2 separate regions of the Homo sapiens genome follow, and region 2 is linked to region 1. A link is an interaction called in ENCODE POLR2A ChIA-PET data of the cell type or tissue named here. Cell type or tissue: PC-9. All regions are shown on one strand. Links, peaks and the distances in the headings refer to the core of each region. The heading gives the core; the rest is flanking DNA. Region 1 overlaps SCMH1-DT (SCMH1 divergent transcript). Region 2 overlaps SCMH1 (Scm polycomb group protein homolog 1).

Region 1 (2,922 bases), core at 88-2,587:
TGAGTGGTGGGGGTGGGTGGCTGCAGTGGTGCTGTGACTTGCTTCTCACTGGTAGAATGCAGCAAAGGTGATGAGATAGGTGGGATAGATGGTGCCATGTCAGCGATGACATGGGTATATTATGTGACAGTGTGGGGCCGGGCACGGTGGCTCAAGCATGTAATCCCAGCACTTTGGGGGGCCAAGGTGGGCGGATCAGGAGGTCAGGAGATTGAGAACAACCTAGCTAACACGGTGAAACCCTGTCTCTACTAAAAAATACAAAAAATTAGCCAGGCGTGATGGCAGGCGCCTGTAGTCCCAGCTACTTGGGAGGCTGAGGCAGGAGAATGGCGAGAACCCGGGAGGTGGAGCTTGCAGTGAGCCGAGATGGCGCCACTGCACTCCAGCCTGGGGGACAGAGTGAGACTCCGTCTCGAAAAAAAAAAAAAAAGAAAGCGTGGCACTTGTCTTGCTGAGTCTCCCTATGCCTCTCCATTGGTTTTGAAGAAGCAAGCTGGCATGTGGCAGCCTGCGGATGTTGGGAGGCCACACGGCAAGGAACTGCAGCATCTCTAGGAGCTGAGGGTGGACCCTGACTGGCAGCCAACAACAAACTGAAGCTCTCAAGCCTACCACCATAAGGAATTGAATTCTGCCAATAACCTGAGTGAGCATGGAAGCAGATCCTTTCCCAGCCAAGCCTCAGACAAGGTTCTGGCCCTGGGAAACACCTTGACTGAAGTCTTGTGAGACCATAGGAAGAAGACTTAGCTGAGCCAGTCTCAGATCCTGACCCATAGAACCTGTTAGATACTTAGCATGTGTTGTTTTCAGCCTCTGTGTTTGTGGTAATTTATTATACAATACATACTGTTCCCCACCCTAATACTTGAAACTCCTGACCCCAATCCCTGTGCTCTATTTACAACTCCATGCCACCACTGGGGGAATAATCCCATAATAGTATCTGTGTGTGGGTAGCTTTACCTGTCTGTATCTACACATAGATCTTGTGACAGTAAATTTTATCTATCAACTTGACTGGGCTAAAGGATGCCCTTATAGTTAATTAAACATTATTTCTGGATATGTCTGACTAGCAGAGATTAGCATTTGGATTGGTGGACTGAGTGAAGCAGATGGCCCTCAATGTCATCCAATCCTTGAGGGCCTGAATAGAGCAAAAAAGGCAGATGAAGGTTGATTTTGCTCTTTGCCTGACTGCTTGAGTTGGGACATTGATCTCTTGCGCTTGGTGCTTTGGTTCTTAGGCCTTCAGACCTGAGCTGAAATCTACACCACCGGCTCTCTGACTATCAGGCTTTGGACTATACTTTGGGCTTTCCTGGGTCTCTTACCTGGCAGACAGCAGATTTTGGAACTTTTCAGCCTCCATAATCATGTGAGCAAAAACCTTATAACAAATTATCTATCTATCTATCTATCTATCTATCTATCTATCTATCTATCTACCTATCATCTATCTATCATCTATCTATCTATCTATCTATCTATCTCTCTATCTATCTATCTATCTATCATCTTCTGTTGGTTCCGTTCTCTGGAGAACCCTGACTAATACAATTCATATTCAATCACAGGCCTTTAGGAAGTACTTAATATGTGCTGAGCACATACAGAGATAGGTAAGTCCAGGGTATCTCTGAGGTGCTCACAGTCTGAAGAGGAAAACAGCCCCATGATGCTTGAGCTGTGGAAGGCTCACCTGCAAGGGTGAGCTAGCTGAGGAAATCAATGTGTGTCCTGCACTGTAGAAATCAGTTTGTTTCCCCAGGGTTATTGCATTAGATTCTTATAAACCTCTAAGGTAGATGCCTTTTACAGAGAAGGGAGCTGAGCTCTAGAGAGGTTAAGGAACTTGCCTTAGAGGCAAGTCCACTTAGTGTGGGTCAGATCCAGGATTCTAACCCAGTTCTTCTGATTTCAACTTAGTTGGATAATTAAAATTGACTATATATTTCCTTTGTGTTAACAGATTCTACTGGAACTTCTAGCAGGCAAACTCACCTAGTGCTCTCTGGAAGGTGATGTGGGTGGAACTCTGTCTGATTCCAATGTCTAGATGCCAATGAGCTCTCCACCATCACCCCAGAGACAGGGGAAAGAAGATATAAGTAGACCTGGGCCTGTCTTCATTCACTCTCAGTGAGCACACGGCAGGCATTCAAGAAATATAGAGGCTGAATTACATTTTTTTTGAGGGTCTAAACTTTGCCCTCTGTGACTAGGTGTCATTTGATATGGCAATGAGAATACAGAGCAGAGATACTCAAACTCAGGAACCAAAAGAATCATCTGAAGATAACTGTTAAAATGCAGATTCTAGGGTCCTCCCTCCAGAGATTCCGATTCAGTGGGGCCCAGGAGACATTTTCAATTATACCCTCAGATTATTCTGACACAAGTCAATCACAGAGCACATGGCTACTTGTGACAAAATCACAGCCAAGCTAGGTTGAGATAGTTTGCCTAGACTCTGATGTGGGTTGTTCCCAAACATCCCCACTAATGTTTATAATTCCTTTTCCTTATGGGAGGGAGAGGCCAGTGATGTGTTGGCAAATGTTTAATAACTGGATCTCTGGTGGAAAAGAAAAAAAATCCCTGATTTGCAGCATTTGCCAATACCCATGGTGTAAATACTCTCACCGTGGCTGATAGCAAGCTACCAACAGTAGCTTGTTAAGACTGAATTGGGAAGAGATGCACATCATTGGCCTTTGCAGGTCAGTAGGAGTCAGCTCCAGCAATCATTGGAGGGAGGCTGAATAGGAGAGGAGAGGACTTACCTCCCTGGGCCTCAGTTTTCCCACTTATAAAATGAGAATTCATGAAGGTTCTGATCTGTGACTCGAGACTAATTTTAGGCCTTAGCTCAGGGGCCATGTGGCCAAAGGAGGTGGTCAGGTTGCCAGGGCA
Region 2 (2,922 bases), core at 144-2,643, 150 kb before region 1:
CTCTACTAGATTCCCATATTTGGATTAGCATGTAGACAGCAGACAGATCCAGTTTAACAACATATGAAGTCACAAGAGACGAATGTACTAATCCAGAATAGCAATATATTAATTTATAATAAAAATATAAAGTAGCTTGGGTCTCATGTTGTCTCGCTGCTATCAATCCACATAGGGAGCTAAGGTATAATCTGAAACTGGCTTTCCCAGCCTGAAATCAGAGCAAGGGGAAGTCAAGTGGATTATCATGATGGCTAAAGGTATGATTAGCATCATAGTCATGCCATATGTACTGAATTCTTCATTTTGCTTTTTACATTTAAAAACTAAAGCATGTATCTGTTTCAGTTTTATTTTAAGTCACAAAAAATAAGCTAAAAGTAAAAAGCTTCTGCCTTTTATAACCAAGTACTCTGGATTAGTTGGACGCTTGGTAGTTACTACCCATCAGAGTTGGCTTGGCCACAGGAGTTTAGCAACTAAAAGGGATACTACTTGGCTTAGAAAAGGAGAAAAAGAGAGGCAGCAGACAGCTGGCACACAGGAATTACTTCAAAAAGGCAGAGATAGGTGATAGGTGAGCTGATGAACCTAAAATCATGTAGGAGACAGAGGCACAGGAGTCACCTGCTACCTATTCCCAAGATCATTAAACTAGATAGTATTACAGAGGTAAAAGTGCCCACTAGGGATCATGTAGTTCAGCCTCTCACATGTAAGAATGACTTGCTCAATGACGTAACCAAGTTTGTGGCCTGGCTGGGACTAGAACCCAGTTCAGTGCTCTGATACTACACCATACTTTTTCTTTCCTATTTTTTATCAGGATTTGGAAGCCAAAATCCAGGGTCTCAAATGAAGCTTTGAAGAAGGGCCAAAGGAGAATGGGAAGAGTATCAGGGAGACAAGTGTGAAAACAATATGCCTCAGTGATATATTGGTCCTGACAGGTGGCTCTACTAAAAGATCTCCATGGTTTCACTCTCTAGACTCAGATATCAACAGAGCCAAGTCATTTAATTATCTGAGCTTCAGTTTTCTCATAAATAAAATGTATCTGAAAATAATTATACCTTGTTCAGAGTTACCAGAAGATAAAATGAAAATCTGTGTGTAAAGGAACATTAAATAAATATTGGTTTTTCCTATTTGCCATGAGCAGGAAACATTATCTTACTCTGAATTTTTAACATTTGCATACTAATGACCAGAAGGTAGGAAAGAAGGAGGAAATAGTATGATTAGAAAGAGAACAGGCTTACACACAGAGAACAACTTGTTTTGTGAAATGAATTGAGTAACCACATTTTTTCCACATTGCATCACTTGCTCCTTAGCCAGGACATGGAGACTGCTGGCCAAACTTCTGCTGTTATAGAAAGCGCTTTTGTAGGACTTACTGAGGGTGTAAAGTGTGGGAGGAGACAGTTGTTAGAGGGAACAACCTAACTGCTGGAATGATGACTGAAGCACCTGGTCTGGAAATGTCACCTGGAAGGTCTCTCTCTACCTTCTGAGCCTGGTCCTCTGACCATCTTCTGTTGAAAATCTAAGGACTCCAGAGACACAGAAGAGAGGAAAACAGTCAGCAAACTTCTCTGGAAGCATCAGCCACAGAGTGAGTCATATTTCTTATCAGCAAGGTTTGCAGCCAAAAAGGAATGCATATCCAGCAACCTGGACACAAAGACCGTCAGCTCTGTTGGCTCTGGAGAACTGCCTAACTGCTCTAGATTTATCAGTCAAAAGAACAGTGAATTCCCTAGGCATGAAAATGAGAAAATCAACCTATTAACTGAATAAAGCCCAGAGCACCAAGGCTTATCCTGTTTTAGCCTCAAGTAACAAAAATGACTCTGCTATCAGTTCCAAGGTACCTCGCTTCTTGCTGCTTCCACAGAGCTATTACCTCACAGTGCTTCCTCACAATGCATTTACCATACTGACCCCAGGGTACTTGTTTCTTGCATCACAGAGAGGAGTGGCACTTTCCTGAGCCAAGAAGTGTGTTTCCCTTTCATTCTGCCCGAGGATCTCTCCACCTCAGTGCAACTATCCTAATCCAAGCAACCTCATTTCTTCCTTGTCCACAATTACCACTGTACAACTCATTCTCCACAGACCAGCTCAAGTAATTTTTTTTAGATAATAGCTTTATTGACATAAGTTACATACCACAAATTCACCCTACATTTGTGTTTTCTAAGATATTCAGAGTTGTGCAAACATCATCCCTAATTTTAAAACATTTTCATTATCCTCAAAAGAAACCCCAATAGCAGTCATTTCCCATTTTCCCTCCCCTAGTCACTGGCAACCACGAATCTACTTCTGTCTATGTGTATTTGCCAATTCTGGACATTTCATATAAATGTAATCATCAATGATTATCTTTTGTGACTGGCTTTTCATTTAGCATAATGTTATTAAGATGCATCTATACTGTAGCATGTATTAGTACTTTATTCCTTTTTTATTGCCAATTAGTATTTTGTCCTCTAGCTATACCACATTTTATTTATCCATTTATCAGATGATGAACATTTGGGTTGTTTTATCTTTTTGGCTACTATAAATAATGCTGCCATGAATGTTCATTATGTGTTTTTGTGTGAACATATGTTTCTATTCTTTTGGGTATATATCTATGAGTGGACTTACTGGGTCACATGGTAACTCTTTAACATTTTGAGTAACATCCAAACTGTTTTCTAAAGTGGTTGCAGCATTTTCCAATCTCACCAGCAATGATCGAGAATTCCAGTTTTTCCACATTCTCAGCAACATTTGTTATTATCTGTCTTTTGCTTATAGCTGTATCCATGGGTGTGAAGTTGTATTTCACTGTGGCTTTGATTTGCATTTCCCTAATGATGAATGATATTGAGCATCTTAAGTGCTTATTGGCTATCTGTGTATGTT

What was found. ChIA-PET counts read pairs that join two places held together with the same protein. Peaks named below come from ENCODE experiments on the same cell type or tissue, not always from the same donor. Only the 100,000 strongest peaks of a DNase experiment are listed, where the experiment ranks them.
Region 2: POLR2A ChIA-PET joins it to region 1 with 17 read pairs; 2 of 35 experiments call an interaction of 5 or more read pairs at or near these places.

Annotation. Positions count from the first base shown.
Region 1 is chr1:41,259,490-41,262,411 of GRCh38, forward strand. SCMH1-DT (SCMH1 divergent transcript) reads left to right here. Exons shown (of 3, transcript NR_186015.1): 2 at 1,254-1,384. Among named protein-coding and RNA genes, the nearest start is that of SCMH1-DT, 19 kb to the left of the region's middle. In PC-9, for the core only: no CTCF peak of the experiment used is centred there; no DNase peak of the experiment used is centred there.
Region 2 is chr1:41,108,159-41,111,080 of GRCh38, forward strand. The region is part of intron 8 of SCMH1 (Scm polycomb group protein homolog 1); the gene reads right to left. Among named protein-coding and RNA genes, the nearest start is that of SLFNL1, 88 kb to the left of the region's middle. In PC-9, for the core only: no CTCF peak of the experiment used is centred there; DNase peaks (open chromatin) are centred at 1,313, 1,663 and 1,963; H3K4me3 peaks cover 2,007 bases; H3K27ac peaks cover 2,500 bases.